Regions from separate parts of the Homo sapiens genome. Here region 1 is linked to region 2. A link is an interaction called in ENCODE POLR2A ChIA-PET data of the cell type or tissue named here. Cell type or tissue: CD4-positive, alpha-beta T cell. All regions are shown on one strand. Links, peaks and the distances in the headings refer to the core of each region. The heading gives the core; the rest is flanking DNA. Region 1 overlaps PATJ (PATJ crumbs cell polarity complex component). Region 2 has its middle 66 kb from the start of TM2D1.

What was found. ChIA-PET counts read pairs that join two places held together with the same protein. Peaks named below come from ENCODE experiments on the same cell type or tissue, not always from the same donor. Only the 100,000 strongest peaks of a DNase experiment are listed, where the experiment ranks them.
Region 1: POLR2A ChIA-PET joins it to region 2 with 9 read pairs; 3 of 35 experiments call an interaction of 5 or more read pairs at or near these places.

The regions. Positions count from the first base shown.
Region 1 is chr1:61,777,638-61,786,378 of GRCh38, forward strand. The region is part of intron 7 of PATJ (PATJ crumbs cell polarity complex component); the gene reads left to right. Among named protein-coding and RNA genes, the nearest start is that of PATJ-DT, 39 kb to the left of the region's middle. In CD4-positive, alpha-beta T cell, for the core only: no CTCF peak of the experiment used is centred there; a DNase peak (open chromatin) is centred at 5,244; H3K4me3 peaks cover 612 bases; H3K27ac peaks cover 304 bases.
Region 2 is chr1:61,654,326-61,663,066 of GRCh38, forward strand. It overlaps the pseudogene MGC34796. Among named protein-coding and RNA genes, the nearest start is that of TM2D1, 66 kb to the right of the region's middle. In CD4-positive, alpha-beta T cell, for the core only: no CTCF peak of the experiment used is centred there; no DNase peak of the experiment used is centred there.

The DNA of each region.
Region 1 (8,741 bases), core at 287-8,286, 120 kb after region 2:
TATTTGGAAGGTCTGCATAACTGTGAATGGATATTCTATTTTCTTCCTTTTTTCTTTCTTTCTTTCTTTTTTTTTTTTTTTTTTTTTTTTAGCATAGTCTTGCTCTTTTGCCTAGGCTAGAGTGCAGTGGCGTGATCCTATCTCACTGCAGCCTCGACCTCCCAGGCTCAAGCAGTCCTCCTACCTCAGTCTCCCGAGTAGTTGGTACTACAGGCATGTACCACCATGCTAGGCTAATTTATTTTTATTTTTATTTTTTTGAGACAGGGTCTCACTCTGTCACCCAGGCTGGAGTGCAGTGGTGCTATCTTGGCTGACTGCAGCCTCTGCCTCTGGGGCTCAAGTGATCCCCCCACCTCAGCTTCTGGGGGAGCTGAGACTACAGACCCAGGCCACCATGCCTAGCTAGTTTTTCTATTTTTTGTAGAGGTGGGGTTTCACCATGTTGCCCAGGCTGATTTCAAATTCCTGAGCTCAAGTGATCCTCCCGCCTTGGCCTCCCAAAGTGCTGGAATTACAGGTGTGAGCCATTGCACCCGCCTGGCCTTATTTTTATTTTTTGTAGAGACAGTCTCGCTTTGTTTCCCAGGCTGGTCTCAAACTCCTGGCCTGAAGCGATCTTCCTGCTTAGGCCTTCCAAAGTGCTGGGATTATAGGTGTGAGCCACCATACCCAGCCTCAATATTTTCTGAAGACCAATATGTGATATGACAAAATAATATGTAGCTAAAAGATCCTTTCAAAAATCAAGATAGATCAGTGGATTTTAATAAAATAGTGTCTGAAAGTTTGTTGATATGGTTCCAGATTCTACATTGTAACTGTATAAGAAACCACCACTTGCCAAGTTTTGGTGTGTTATCAAAGAATAGGCTGAAAGGACTATTATAATACCCCTCCCCTTTCCAACTATATATCTGATTGAGGCCAGATATTCTTCATATACATCATCCAAAACAGTATATTGTAACATACTGAATGCAGAAGCAGATGAGTCCAGCTGTTTTAAGCCAGATATTAAAGAGATTTGTAAAAATATTAAACAGTCCCACTCTTACTAATATATATATATATAGAGAGAGAGATGGAGTCTTGCTCTGTTGCCCAGGCTGGAGTGCAGTGGTGCAGTCTTGGCTCACCACAACCTCTGCCTCCCAGGTTCAAGCGATTCTCCTACCTCAGGCTCCCAAGTAGCTGGGACTACAGGCATGTGCCACCATGCCTGGCTAATTTTTACATTTTTAATAGAGATGGGGTTTCACTATGTTGGCCAGGCTGGTCTGGAACTCCTGACCTTATGATCCATCTGCCTCGGCCTCCCAAAGTGCTAGGATTACAGGTGTGAGCCATCAAGCCTGGCGAATATTTTTTGTTTTGGAAAATATAGCTCTTTTAAAAATATAATGACATAATATACATAAATGATAAAAATTAACATACTAAATATTAAATATTTTAAAAATTCCTCAGTACCAATTTTTGCATATGTATACATTTGTGGATTCATCTTTACCAGATTTCTCCAGAGAAACAGAACCAATAGGACATGCGTGTGATTACTTTAAAAAAGATATTATTTTAAAAAATTGGCTCATGCCATGGTGGGGGCTGGCAAGTCCAAAATACGTAGGGAAGGCCAGGAGGCTGGAAACCCAGACAAGTGTTGATGTTGTAGTCTTGTGTTTGAGATCTATAGGGCAGGCCGGCAGAATGTCTGAGGAAGCTCTGTTACATTCTTGAGGCAGAATTTCTTCTCTAGGAAAGCTCAGTTTTTGCTTGTGAATTCTTCAACTGATTGGATGAGGCTCACCTACATCATTGAGGGTAATTTTCCTTTACTTAAAGTCAACTGTTTGTATATGCTAATCACATTTACAAAATACCTTTGCAGCAACATCTAGATTAGTGTTTGACCAAAACAGTCAGCACCACAGCCCAGATGACACATGTAATTTAACTGTTATACCATCATTACCACAATCAAGATAATGAGCGTATTCATTACCCCCAGCAGATTCCCGTACTACTTTGTAATTCCTATCCCTCCATCCTTAATAATTTTTAAGAATGTAAAGGAGTTCTGTCTTTATCCATTTAGTGTTGCTATAAGGAAATATCTGAGGATGGGTAATTTAAAATAGGTTTATTTAGCTTACAGCTCTGCTGGCTGGAAAATTGGGCATCTGGGGAAAACCTCAGGCTGCTTCCATGGTGGAAGGTGAAGGAGAGCCAGTGTGTGCAGAGATCACGTGGGCAGCGAGGAAGTGGTGGGTGGGGGGCAACTCTCTTTTTAACAATCAGAGTGAGAACTCACTGCACTAAGTAAACGCACTGCAGAGAACTCAGAGCAAGAACTCACTGCACCAAGCCATTCATGAGGGATTCACCCCCATGACCCAAACACCTCCCACTGGGCCCCACCTCAAACAATGGGGATGAGATTTCAACATGAGGTTTGGGGGGGACAAACATCCAAACTGTAGCAAGTTCTGAGACCAGAATGTTTGAGAATGTTCATTTTATAGACCTTTAAAACACATCTGTGGCTGGGTGCAGTGGCTCATGCCTGTAATCCCAACACTTTGGGAGGCCGAGCTGGGTGGATCACTTGAGGTCAGGAGTTCGAGACCAGCCTGGCCAACATGGTGAAACCCCGTCGCTACTAAAAATACAAAAAATTAGCCAGGTGTGGAGGTGCATGCCCATAATCCCAGCTACTCAGGAGGCTGAGGCATGAGAATTGCTTGAACCTGGGAGGCAGAGGTTGCAGTGAGCCAAGATCACGCCACAGCACTGCAGCCTGGGCGACAGAGCAAGACTCTTTCTCAAAACAAACAAACAAACAAAAACCACACACATCTGTGGCACAACACAATATTCTTTAAGGATTCTTAAAAAAAATTTTTATAACCTGGAAATAATAAAATATTGCAGAAAATTTTGGGATGCCTTTCTTTGTATTCCCTCCCTCCTCCTGCCTCTGCCTTAGCAATTTTAATAGGTTTGTTTGTTGGAGTGGCATTTTTTTTTTTCCAAAATGCAAAGTGGAGTGGTTATTGTGAACAACAAAGGGTCAAGTAAATTTAAACAAAATCCAATAGGTTTCTTTACTGTAAGAATTTTCTGAGCTTTTAAAATACTAACATGCTTTATGAATTTTCACAAGAATAAGATGTGCAGAGTTTCCCAGATTAATCCCATTGAGGCATTGTTGGAAAAAGCCCAAGTCTGATTTTCGCCCTTTACTGGAAGGGATCGTCACTATTTCAGATCATCAAAGAGGAGGTAGAGGGTATGCTTGTCATAGGGTCATAAGTGCTCAAAGAGAAGGAAGTACTTACGCCAGACATTGTTATCTGCTTAATGTACATTATTCTCATGTAACCTTCAAAATACTCTTAGAAGTTTTATTCCCAAATTATAGATATGGAAACCATTAAGAAATTGCCCTAGGTTACAGCAGCTAGGTGAGCCACAAAGTCAGGATTGAGCCCGTACCTGTTTGATTCTGAAGTCTGAGCTTTGTTGTTTGAATTTATCCAAAGTTAATCCTAGTGTTTTCCTTTTCCTGATATACACCTGTGCACAATTGTTCACATCCATCAACAGGGAGTAGCCAGCTCTAGGAACAAGAGAGCTATTATCTCTTCTAGGGCATATGGTAAGGCCTAGCCATAGGGGACAGAGCACTATTCACTTCTCCTTTCCTCTCATGTCAGCTGATGGCAGATAAAATCTCTTCAGCCTTCTTGCTATAACCAACTTATCTCCTTCCTCAGCCTGGCCCCATTTGTTGCTTATTACCAGTCAATGTTATGCTTTCTATAACTCATGAAATGACTTAAGCTGCAGCACCCTCAGGCCCTAGGCTATGGCACAAGATGTGGTATACACCCTCCCTATTATCTACCTTTGGAGAAATTCTCAGCACACCTACATCCAAATTAGCCTCTGAAAGGAAAGAGCATAGGATTATAGTGTGTGAGCTTTAGAATCAGACAGATGAAGGCTTGAATTCTGGATCCACCTCTCACCCTGGGCAATTGACTTCTTGGCTTAATTCTATGTTTCTAAAATAGTCCCCAAGACCACTAGATTTGATGACTTGCTAGGAGGTTTCATAGGACTCAGCATACAGTTACACCCACAGCTATATTTATTACAGTGAAAGAATACAAAGCAAAATCAACATGGAAAAGGTGCATGAGGTGGAGACTGGAGGAAACCAGGCACAAGCTTCCACGAGTCCGCTCCCCATGGAGTCATATAGGACAGACACACTTAAGTCTTCCAGTGGTGAATTATGACCACACATCTGAAATGTCTGCCATGGAAGCCCATCAGAGACTCTGCACAGGGTTGTTACTGGATGCTGGTCACATAGGCACACACTGTGTAGCATATACCGAAGTCCTAGACTTGCAGAAGAATGCAGGTGTTCAGGAGAGACTACACTTTAGGCACCTAGAGCCATTTTTACCAGGGAATGGTGAGAACCCTCACAGAATCTAAGCTCCCAGGTGTTAGCCAAGGGCTAACCTTGTGAGAAGGCCTTTCCAAGGAAAGTAGTCTTAGGCCTGCCATTAATGCTTTTTTTTATTTTTTGGCAGGAGATAATTTTGCTTGCCTTAAATAAGAGGCTGTGTGAAAATTCAATGTTAATCAATGTAACATGCTTAGCACAATGCCTCTTAGTTCCCAAAATGCTTATAACCCACTGGGAGAGAAATGTATTCTCATTTTGCTTAAGAAGGATCTGAGACTTAGGGAGGATGAACAACTGACCTTTGGCCATACACTTTGTCCAAAGTAGAGCTAAGATTTGAACTTGGGTGCATCTGACTCCAAAGCCCTTACCTGTCTTTCTGTTGTGTCCTGCTGCTAATGATGTAAAAGAAATGAAGTAGAAAATAGCATTTATTTATTTTAAAAAATTGATTTATAGGAATCTTTTAAGAAACATTTGTTGAGATCTAGTTACAATGTCCAATCAGTTAATATAATCAGGCCAATTCCATGGATAGAGAAATTCTATGATATTAAAAGGGTAGCTAAAAGGCCTATCTCCCTGTAAGCCTCAGAGCCTCTCCAAAATTCACAGTGCTTGAAACACTCACCTTGAGAACATTCTATCAGTTGTGGCAAGAGTTAAACATTTTTTTGGGAGGTACTTTTTGTTTTGTTTTGTGTGACATTGATAACAGGCAGTGTAAAACCCTTGAAGTGCAGAAACCTCTTTCATGTGGTCTGGCGAAGTTCTAGGGCGGTCAGGTATACCGGAATACCTCGTTGTCTTCAGAACACAGCCTATTTAAAGGTTGTCATAAATGATTGACATTTTGGTATGAAACAGTTATAATATGAGTCTACTGACTACCCAGTAACCTAATACTAGGAAGGAATGGAACCAAGCAAGGGTTTGAGGGTGGATGTGAACTTTGAGAGACTTTCAGTGTAGAGTAAGGAAGGCCCAGCTTGAGGTCACTAAATGGTTGGTTAGTCCCAAGCAATTTTGCTTTGAGTGATTATATAAACAGATATTTTCTTTATCTATAAAAATCAGTTAATGAGTGCTCTGGGAATTTGAGTAGGATAGGATAGTTTCTTTAATTCCTTTAGGGAAACAGTGTATTTTATTTTGTAAAGTTACCCTTTTCTATCAATGGCATGTTGCCTTTTGATTGAAGACCAATAATAAAACTGGCCTGGAATCAAACATAGTTATGATTTCATTGTCTGAGTTGTGGAAGTATTTGGTGCCTTTTTTTTTCCTTTCTTTTCTTTTCTTTTTTTTTTTTTTTTTTAAATAGAGACAGAGTCTTGCTCTGTCACTTTGGCTAGAGTGCAGTGGTGCGATCCTAGCTCACTGCAGCCTCCAACTCCTGACTTCAAGCAGTCCTCCCAAAGTGCTGGGATTACAGGCATGAGCCATGGTACCTGGATTCATTTTTTAGTTTTTGAAGAAACAAATTTGATTTCTTCTTTTGTAGCTCAGGTCTGAATTCCTATAGGTTTAAAATTTTTTTTTTAAATTATCATCCACAACAGCATATCAGAGAAGTTAAAATGCAAAGTAATGTGAGTTTTTTTTTAGCCCAGAGTTGCTACTTTTTTTTTTTTTTTTTTCTGAGACAGGGTGTTGCTCTGTTGCTCAGGCTGGAGTGCAGTGGTATGATTTTGGCTCACTGCATCCTCCACCTCCCAGGTTCAAGTCTTGTGCCTCAGCCTCCCATGTAGCTGGGATCACAGGCGCTCACCACCATGCCCAGCTAATTTTTGTGTTTTTAGTAGATATGGGGTTTCACCATGTTGGCCAGGCTGGTTTGGTGATAGAGTGAGACTCCCTCTCAAACAAAAACAAAAACAAAAACTCCTGACCTCAGGTGATCTGCCCACCTCGGCCTCCCAAAGTGCTGGGATTACAGGTGTACATTCACTGTAAGTGTGTGATACCCTGTTGCTTCAGCTGTTTTAATTTTTCTGCCTTTCATACTATCTTTGCCAATATGCATAATTTTTTTCTCTTTTGAAAGAATCTATGGATTAATAAAACTTTTATATGTGAATGTTTGATTAGCACGCTACGTACTTGAATCTTGGCATAGCTATTTATTGGTTTTCATTGATTGATGATTTCTGTTAAAGAACAAAAGGGACTTTATGCCTTTTAGTTTCCTCACACAGAAGACAGGTTATGGACGGAAAATGTTGATCAGAAAATATCAATAAAATGCAGACTGGGGCTGCTGGACTTAGACAAGGTAGCTGTCATTTTGGTGTCTTTCTATCAATCTGACTAATGACTATTTTTGTACTTATGAATTCTTCAGAACACCTGCTTTTCTGTAGCAAGAAAATGTTTGACTTTCAGTGACAGATGCAAATTATCGACATCATTTTAAATTAAGAGTTGAGATAAAATAGAAGAAAAATAATGCCTAGGAAGTGACTAAAAATATACTTTATGATAAAATGCCCTTCTTTGGCCAAGCCAAGTATGAAAACACTTATTAGACATATATATTTTTTAATTTTTTGATCAGTGCATAATTCTGTTGAAGAATAGTTTGATTTACAGAGGCAACTTTACCCTTATTTTTCATCAGCACCACTGACTTTCTCTTAAGTAGTTGCTTATGTTGTTTCAAGTCTGTTGCATGCATGAAAACAGAATATCAGATTATCACTATTAAAGTAGAAATCCAGCAATTCTTCATTCTTTTTTTCATAACAATGTCCTCCTTGCCTCTGTTTCTGTTTTCTAAGTCTTTCCAGATGTTTCTGAATTAAATTGCATTTCCGCTGCACCACTTCTCTACACTTCCAGTCCCTTCTAGTGGCTTCTGCAGCATTTACAACAAAGCACAGAGCTTTGTACGTATTATTTCAATCTAAAGCATTCCTTCATTTAGGTTCCTGTAAAATTGGAGAAAAGGAAGGATGGAGAATAGACTTTTCAGTCTAAGGGTTTTTTAAAAAACTTCTTCCTTCAGATTGTCGTCTTTAGCTTGCGGTGGTGCCACCTGGAACTAGGAATTTGAAGCTCAGAACTGGATTAACCCAGTAGTCATTGCTCTCTTTTCAAGCTTTCTCTCCATGTTGCAGGATATCTATTTTTCATCTTCATTTCATTCAAACTTTTTGAGAGTTATAGGCAGTTTCTTGGAGAATAGGAAAGCAATAAATTTACTATCTACTAGCAGCCTTTGCTTGTAGGAGATTGACTTGCTACAGTAATGTTACTCTGGAGATACTGAAGTATAAGGCAAATAACTGAAATGAGAATAGTCTTCGGTGAGCAACTTGGATTCAGCTTTGGTTCAACCTTTTTATCAGCTTTGTGACCTTGGTCAAGTCAGTCAAACTGTTTGTATCTCAATTTTCTCATTTGAAAGTTGTCCTTCTCTAAGTGAGATGGTACATGAAAGTGATTTTGAACCTGTAAGGTGCTCTGCATGTATAAGTTTAAATGAAGCCAGCTGTGTTAACATTGTGGTATCTTTAATACACTATAATAAAGTGAATTCAGAATTTCTGACTAAACAAATTTAGGAAAAATTTTGTAAAAATTAGCTGTTTCAAAAATTTATCAAAGAAGGGAAATGATGAACACTTTGAACAGATACTCATTTTGATAAATTATTATTTACCTTCTGTGTATGAAATATACATACATATAAAAGAATGTATATAATATCTGTACACATTTTAAATGATAATTAAAACAATAATTATTTGCAAGACCAACTTGGGCAACAGAGTGGGTCTCTATCTCAACAAAACAAAACAATAATTACCAGTGTGTAATACATACCACCTAGCTTAAGAAATATAACATTATGTATCTTTTCTTTCAACTCATCTGGAATCTTGACTTATTTATTTATTTATTTTATTTTTATGAGGTAGAGGCTTGCTCTGTCGCCCAAGCTGGAGTGCAGTGGCGTGATCTTTGCTCACCGCAACCTCCGCCTCCCAGGTTCAAGTGATTCGCATGCCTCAGCCTCCCGAGTAGTTGAGATTACAGGCATGTGCCATCACACCTGGCTAATTTTTGTATTTTTAGTAGAGATGGAGTTTCTCCATGTTGGCCAGGCTGGTCTCGAACTCCTGGCCTCAAGTGATCCACCCACCTTGGCCTCCCAAAGTGCTGGGATTACAGGTGTGAGCCACTGTGCTGGCAGAATCATGACTATAAATACCTCCTATGTGCTAATGACCCGCAAGGTGTTTTGTTGTTG
Region 2 (8,741 bases), core at 301-8,300:
TGGGCGCCGAGGCTGGCTTGCAGCCCGCTGCTTGGGGCCTTGCGTCAGCTCCCCAGGACCGAGGAGCTGCAGCAACTGCTCTTCATCAACAACGCGGGCTCTCCTGGGGATGTGTCCAAAGGCTTCGTGGACCTGGGTGACTCCACTCAAGTGAACAAAGACTGGGCGCTGAACTTGACCTCCATGCTCTCTCTGCCGGACTTGCAGCGTCTCGAAGGCCTTACCAACCAGTCCTGGCCTCAACAGAACTGTGGTTAACATCTCAACCCTCTGTGCCCTGCAGCCCTTCAAAGGCTGAGCGCTGTGCTGTGCGGGAAAGGCTGCTGGTAACATTCTGTTGAGGTCCTGGCGTCGGAGGAACCTAATGTGAGGGTGCCGAATTAGGCCCCAGGTCCTGTGGACACAGACGTGTCCCGGAGGTTAGCCCGGTAGACCTCCATGGACCCAGACATGCGAAAAGGCTGCAGGAGCTGAAGGCAAAGGGAGAGCTGGTGGATTGCAGGGTGTCAGCCCAGAAACGGCTGAGCTCGCTGCAAAAGGGGGTGTTCAAGCCTGGAGCCCACGTGGACTTCTACTATAAATAAGCCCATGTCTTTGGCTTCCTGAACCTTTCTGCCCCCACTTTCAGACACACCCCCAGAGCCCCGTGGCTCCCCACACCCTGCCATGGTGGCAGTCCTGCCTTACACAGATAAACACTCATGTCTACTGTCCTACCTTCACACATAGCCTGCTGTGATGAGCTTCCAGGTCGCTGGCCTTACCAGTTGTCGAGAGTCTGGATGTGGCACCCTGGATTATGAGGAGGCTTAGGAGAGAGGTTATGGGTATTCATGTCTCTATCCCCAGGAATAGAATTTAAGGGATGGGAAGAGCAGGAAAAGAAGCTGAAACACACAAGAGAAGAGGTTGTGTCTCCTGCTCATAGCTAGTCCATGGGGAGAGGGAAGAGTGACCTGAGTCAAATAGGAGAACGCATGCAGATTCGCAGATGGCCTGGTAGGGAGGAAGAGCAGAGGGTACAAGTCCCCGCTCACACAGATGCCCCTTGCTGAGGGGAGCAGCAGCTTCTGTTGAACTTTGTGTCCTCACTCTGATGTCTACTTCCTCCAGAATCCACCACCCCTTCCCCAGGCTGGGAGAAGGGGCCGTTGGGTGTCTATGTACATGGCCAAGGCAGATACAAATAAAATTAAAAAAAAAAAAAAAAAAGGGAGAGGGTTACTTAACCTTTTCAGTTAAGGCAACATTGCTACCTTTCAAGGAGTGAGTGATTGAAGTCAAGAAAGAAGCCCTGCTTGGGATTAGAGAAACTGAAAAGAAATACGATGACTCATTAAAACAGTTTGAAAACTATAGAAAGGTCAACAATTTAATGCAAATATTAATTAAATGCCTAGAAAAAGAAAAGGGAGGCAAAAGTGAGTGAAGAAGAACATCTATTGCCCTTCATATGTGTCAACCACTGAGCTACGAGCTTTACCTATATGAATTGAATTGATTTTCATAACCCTATAAGGCAAGTACTATTTTTATCCCCATTTTACATATGAAGAAATCGTGCCACAGAGAAGTTTAATAACCTGCCCAAGGTAACACACAGTAGAGCAGTCAGGATTCCAATTCACTAACTACTGCTTTATCCTCTTCCTTGGCACTACATACCAGTGACTGCTGGGGCAACAAAAATGTAGAAAACATGGTCCCAGTCTTTGGAGGACTCATGGGGAAACACCATACAATATTCTGACTTTGGGAAAGTGACCTAATATTTCTAATTAAAATGGAAATTAATAACCCCTTTAATGTCCTCCTTACAAGGTTCATTTATTTATCCCATAAGTTCTTACTGAATATCTATTATGTGCCAGGCACAGTGCTGAAAGTTCCTCATGGAGCATATTTTCTAGAAAGAAGACAAGGCAATATTCATGTAAAAAATAGCCACCGGGCATGGTGGCTCATGCCTGTAATCCCAGCACTTTGGGAGGCCGAGGTGGGTGGATCACCTGAGGTCAGGAGTTCGAGACCAGCTTCACCAACATGGTGAAACCCCGTCTCTACTAAAAATACAAAATACAAAAATACAAAAAATTAGCCGGGCGTGGTGGTGCATGCCTGTAATCCCAGCTACTCGGGAGGCTGAGGCAGGAGAATGGCTTGAACCTGGGAGGCGGAGGTTGCAGTGAGCTGAGATCATGCCATTGCACTCCAGCCTGGACAACAAGAGCAAAACGCTGCCTCAAAAAAAAAAAAAGAGCCAGGCACATTGGCTCACGCCTGTAATCCCAGCACTTTGGGAGGCCAAGGCGGGTGGATCGCCTGAGATCAGGAGTTCGAGACCAGCCTGGCCAACATGGAGATACCCTGTCTCTACTAAAAATACAAAAAACAAACAAACAAAAAAAAATTAGCCAGGCATGGTGGCAGGCACCTGTAATCCTAGCTACTCGGGAGGCTGAGGCAGAAGAATCACTTGGACCCAGGAGGTGGAGGTTGCAGTGAGCTGAGATCATGCCATTGCACTCCAGCCTGGGCAACAAGAGGGAGACTTCGTCTCAAAAAAAAAGAAAAGAAAAAGAAAATAGATATATAAGTAAATGGGGGGAGAAAGAATGGGGGCAGAAAGAGAAGGAGGAAAGGAGAAAGGGAAAGAAGGAAGAAGTTATTTTTGGACAGTAACACGTGCTATGAGAAAAAGGAAACTGAGTGATGGGACGAAGGGCGATTTTAAGTTCAGAGGTGGTTGTTACTTTGCCTAAAAGCAGCCAGAGATGTTCTCTGTAAAGTGATGACTTCAAACTGATAACTGAACCATGAAAAGTAGCCAGCCATGTGCAGGTCTAGGGACAGTGAATTCCAGTTGGACAGAAAAGTAAGTGCAAAAATTGTGAGTCAGACAGGTCATCTTATATTTGTGGAAAAGAAGGCACCCAGCATGGCCAAAACATGATGACCAAGGGGGAGAGTAGGAGATAAAATCACAGAGGCAAGCAGGGACCAGATCATGAAGGAACTGGAATTAGATTTTTTTTGTAATCCCAATGAGAAGCTGTGAGGAAGGTTTTGAATAAGAAAGTGATGATTTTTTTTTTTTTTTTTTGACAGCGTTTCACTCTGTTGCACAGGCTGGAGTGCAGAGGCATGATCTTGGCTCACTGCAACCTCTGCCTCCCGGGTTCAAGCTATTCTCCTGCCTCAGCCTCCTGAGTAGCTGGGATTAGAGGCACCTGCCATCATGCCCAGCTAATTTTATGTATTTTTTGTATTTTTTTTAGTAGAGACGGGGTTTCACCATGTTGGCCAGGCTGGCCTCGAATTCCTGACCTCAGGTGATCCGCCTGCCTCAGCCTCCCAAAATGCTGGGATTACAGGCATGGGCCACTGCACCTGGCCAAAGTGATGATCTTATTTTCATATTTTATACACTTCCCTGGCTGCTCTGTAGAGAATGGATTTGGTGGGACTAGAGGGAAAGTGGGGAGAGCAGTAAGGAGGTGGTTGCAGGCTGGGCGCAGCGGCTTATACCTGTAATCTCAGCATTTTGGGAGGCTGAGGTTGTTGGATTACTTGAGCCCGGGAGTTCAAGGTCAGTCTGGGCAACGTAGTGAGACCCTATCTCTTCAGAAACTAAAAAAAGTAGTCAGGCGTGGTGGTGTGCATCTGTAGTCCTAGCTGCAAAGGGAGGCAAAGGTGGGAAGTTTGCTTGAGCCTGGGAGGTTGGGGCTGCAGTGAGCTGTGATTGTGCCACTGCACTCTAACCTGGGTGACAGAGAAAGACGTTGTCTCTAAAAAAAAAAAAACAAGAACAAACAACGACAACAAAGCAAGAAAGTAGTTGCATTAGGCTAGATAAGATGGTGGTGGCTTGGTTAATGGTAGTGACTATGAAGTGGAAACTAGTTATTGGAGTCAGGATTTATTCTGGAGGTGTAGCCCATACGACTTGCTAATGAATTGAGGAATTGAGAGGAATCAAGGGTAACTTTCAGAATTTCAGTTTGGGCAGCTGTTTGAATGGTGGACTCCTTAGATGACAATGGAAGGAGCATATTTGTGCTTAATTTTAGAATGAAAAAGCATTTGCAAATTATAAAATGCTCTCCAAAAGTATACTGACACTGAAGAAGTAGGCCACCATGAGTCTTATAGCTGCAAGGAACTGAATTTTGTCAACAATCTGAATAATCTTAAAAGTCGTCTTTCCCAGTCAAGCTTCCAGATGAGAATACAGCCCTGGCTACCTGATTGCAGTTTTGTGAAATCCTGAGCAGGGGTATCAAGTAATTTTGATGCAAATCTAAAAGGCAGGGACCAATTCAGTCCCAGCTGGCCCCAGTCGTATCTGGCTCCCCATTCTTGGTGGGCCATGAGCAGATTTTCCTTTAGGGAAAGGGAATTTGATGACTATGTGGCCCTCTCAGGAAAGGCTATTTGATGACAATAATCTTTGTCATTCTCTCTTGTTGACCCACCAAACCAGTCACAAATGCTGGGTTACTCTGTTCTTTTCTCAATCACCACATTTGATTTCGCTGAACTTGTAAAAATCTATTCAACCCAGGAAAATCTGCATCTACAAGGCTGGCATCTCTTCTCCTAGATAAGAAACAGTTCCCCCAAAACTGAGACCACAACTCCCACCTGCTTCTTGAAATCTTTCCAGACCACAGGACCCCAAGGCTGGGTGGGACCATGATGGTCACACAGTTAATTCTCCTGGCAGATGTCTGAATCCTCCACAGCCTATCTGCCATGGCCTCTTGCTTAAAACTTCCAAAAAGGAATTGTGGAGACAGATAAACCTAATTCTAAATTCTGACTCCATTTCCTGCTACCTGTGGATCATGTACAAGTTCCCTAACATCCTTGGGCCTTAGTTTTTTCATCTGTAAATGGGGGATAGTAATACCCTTACAGAGTTGTTTTGATCGATCTAAGTGAAGCACTAACTCTTGCTTCTCCCTGTCTCCCTCTAGTGATGAAAAACTCTAGCCCAGTTTTCTCTGATTTCTTTTACCTGTTAGTCTCGTTAACAACCATTTTTGACACCTAATAATATGCTATGTTTCATTGTTCTTCAATTGCTTTGTAAGCATGGGTCATGACCTCCCAAGAAGGCTGAAGATAAGCAGCCATATTTTATATTTCTTGGGGTCTCCCAAAGGATTTAGGTCAATCCAGGGCATGCAGCAAGCATACAGTGAAACAGTAAAACCTGCCAAATTAAATTAACAATCCATCATTATGAGAATAACTTAAAACTGGCTCTCCCAAATGAACTGTCATTTAATTGAAGTTTGTCATAAAAGGACTGCCTTTCTACCATATCCATTTTCAAGTTAAAAAATACTGAGTGCAAAGTCCTTTGCTTTTAAAAAGAAATATTTTCATGCACCTCACGTTTGCATTTGAAACAACCTCCTAACCAAACAAAAAAAAAAGAGAGAGAAAAGAAACTAAAAATGAAGCATCCTAAATTGCACAATTCCGGTGTTGTTTCCTATCCCTGAGACCAAGACATGCTGAACCTCAGGTTTGCCCCTTTCTTTTCTCATTTGCCTACCCATTTGTGTATCCAAGAGTTAAGATTTTAAAAGATTGATTTTTTTTTAAAGAAATGAATCCCAAATCTACATACGAACTGTAAGGTTCTCATTTCAAGTAGATACAGGTTACAGTATGTTTGACCATAAAAGCAGAAAGGCTAGGGTAAAGTGCTGTGAGGAATCTATTGGAAGAAATGGGATCAGATAGATGTGGCGCACTTCTCTTAAGTGCATATCACTTAACTGCATAATCAGCTTGTGCTCCTAAGAATTATGCAGTCTCTGTCTGGCCCCCATTAGATTGAATGTGTTGCTACTCCAGTTAATTGCATATCAGCAAATTGCATAATTCAACTATACGCACCCTGAACTGAGTTCCAAATGCCATCCAGGACAATGTAATCAAACTAGGGCAGTGAAGAGCTGGAATACTTATGAGATTCTGCCCATTTGTCACATTTGGTTTGGATGGTCTGTGCTGTGAAGAAGGCAAACCACTGGGCATAGACCTTGTGCCCTGGATTCCTGTATAACCTCTCCCCCACACCACAACCACTGCATGCAGTCCCCATCCCAGAACTAATTAAAATGAGTCCAAAAGAAAACAGGATGTCATCATACGGAAGTGTGATTAAAAAGTAAAAACTCTGACTCCTAACCATGGTGCTCTCCTTCCCAGGACTGACATTACTGATAAGGCAGACCAGAAAAAGCAGCAGCTATTTGGTTCTACCAAGAACTAGCTGAGCAAGTGTATTAGTCTGTTCTCACGCTGCTAATAAAGACATACCCAAGACTGGATTATTTATAAAAGAAAGAGGTTTAGGCCGGGTGCGGTGGCTCACGCCTGTAACCCCAGCACTTTGGGAGGCCAAGGCAGGCGGATCACGAAGTCAGGAGATTGAGACCATCCTGGCTAACATGGTGAAACCCCATTTCTACTAAAAAAATACAAAAAAATTAGCCGGGCGTAGTGGCGGGCGCCTGTAGTCCCAGCTACTTGGGAGGCTGAGGCAGGAGAATGGCGTGAACCCGGGAGGCAGAGTTTGCAGTGAGCCGAGATCGCACCACTGCACTCCAGCCTGGGTGATACAGTGAGACTCCGTCTCAAAAAAAAAAAAAAAAAGAGGTTTAATTGACTCACAGTTCCACATGGCTGGGGAGGCCTCAAAATCATGGTGGAAGGCAAAGGAGGAAGAAAGCCATGTCTTACATGGAGGCAGGCAAGAGAGGGTGTGCAGGGGGAACTGCCCTCTATAAAACCATCAGATCTCATGAGACTTATTCACTATCACAAGAACAGCATGGGAAATCCCACCTCCCACAGGGTCCCTCCAACGACACATGGGGATTATGGGAGCTGCAATTCAAGATGAGATTTGGGTGGGGACATAGCCAAATTATATCAGCAAGTCTTTTCGTCTCTCTAGGCCTTGGTTTTGTCTACCACATTAAGCTGTTATGAGGGTTAAATGCAACACTGCTTGATAACCTACAAATTAATGTAGAAACCTATTACGAGATGCAGCAGAGTGAGGATAATGTGCATTGTATCAAGGAATATAAAGAGTCCACCAAGCTGATAGAAACACTTCAGAAAAGATCTGGGCCACAGAAAGTGGTAAAATAGAAATGAAATGGAAGAAATGGTACTGACCCTGCGGCAAACTCTTCAAAGATTAGATATTGTCCTTGGTTTTGTTTCGGTTCTCACTCTGTAAAGATTCAGTGCTCTTTCTCATACACACATGCACACGTGTCCTTCAGTGGGATCCTCATTATGTTGCTTATTTAGCAGAAATGGCAGCACATACACATTATCCAGCAATAAGCTTAGGGGCTAGTTTTGAAGAAAAAAGTACCCACCATACAATGCTCAAAACTATCCAAATATCCCAAGGAAGATTTTGACATGCAGGTGCCTGCATCTTGGAATATGGAGGAAATGCTCAAATGCCAATTTGCGCTATTGGAATGCAGCCGAAAGACTTCAGTTTCCCACTGCTCTTTGCAGATTTCCTCTACAGGTGCTTTATTCTCAACTTGTGTCTATTAACACTAAGAGTCATATTTTTTAGACACCTTTCCTGCGTATATATTATTCTTCCTGAATCACCTGGAGGAGTATCTAAGTCACTAGCTGCCAAATTACAGAGTAGTTGACTGCTCATTTATTGGCTGCGGAACGGTGAAGAAGAGATGATTCCTAGTTCAGCCTCTAACTATATAATCCTGGGAAAGTTACTTAATCTCATTAAGTCTGGCTTTCCTTTTCCCACAAAATGGGGTCAATAATATAATCTACCTTCTAGGGCTTTTGCGAGGTTTCAGTGAGATCTCATATGCATAACATGAGGCACAATGCTGAGTTGTGTTACAATTTGCTAGCACAGAACTCACGTATTATCCAAGATGGACTAATATGAGTTATGCATCAACATTTTCACAGAATACTGAAATAATGTTTGTTTCAACAAAAATTTGTTTTTTGGGGGGTTTGGGGTTGTTTTGTTTTGTTTTTTTTGAGACGGAGCTTCACTCTTGTTGCCCAGGCTGGAGTGCAATGGCACGATCTCGGCTCACTGCAACCTCTGCCTCCCGGGTTGAAGCAATTCTCCTGCCTCAGCCTCCCGAGTAGCTGGGATTACAGGCATGCGCCACCACGCCCCACTAATTTTGTATTTTTAGTAGCAACGGGGTTTCTCTATGTTGGTTAGACTGGTCTCGAACTCCCAACCTCAGGTGATCCACCCACCTCAGCCTCCCAAAGTGTTGGGATTACAGGCGTGAGCCACCATGCCTGGCCCTTTATTTTATTTTATTTTATTTTATTTTATTTTATTTTATTTTATTTATTTATTTATTTATTTTGAGACAGAGTCTTGCTCTGTTACCTAGGCTAGAGTGCAATAGCACAATCATGGCTCACCGCAGCCTCAATCTCCAGGGCTCAAGCAATCCTCCCACCTCAGCCTCCCAAGTAGCTAGGATGACAGGCATGCACCAGTATGCCTAGCTGATTTTTTCTTTTTTTAATTTTTAGTAGTGATGAGGTCTGGCTATGTTGCCCTGGCTGGTCTCGAACTCCTGAGCTCGAGCGATCTGCCCACCTCGGCCTCCTAAAGTGCCAGGATTACAGGCATGAGCCACCTCATCCGGCCAAAATTTGCGATTTTAAGTCATTTAATCTGC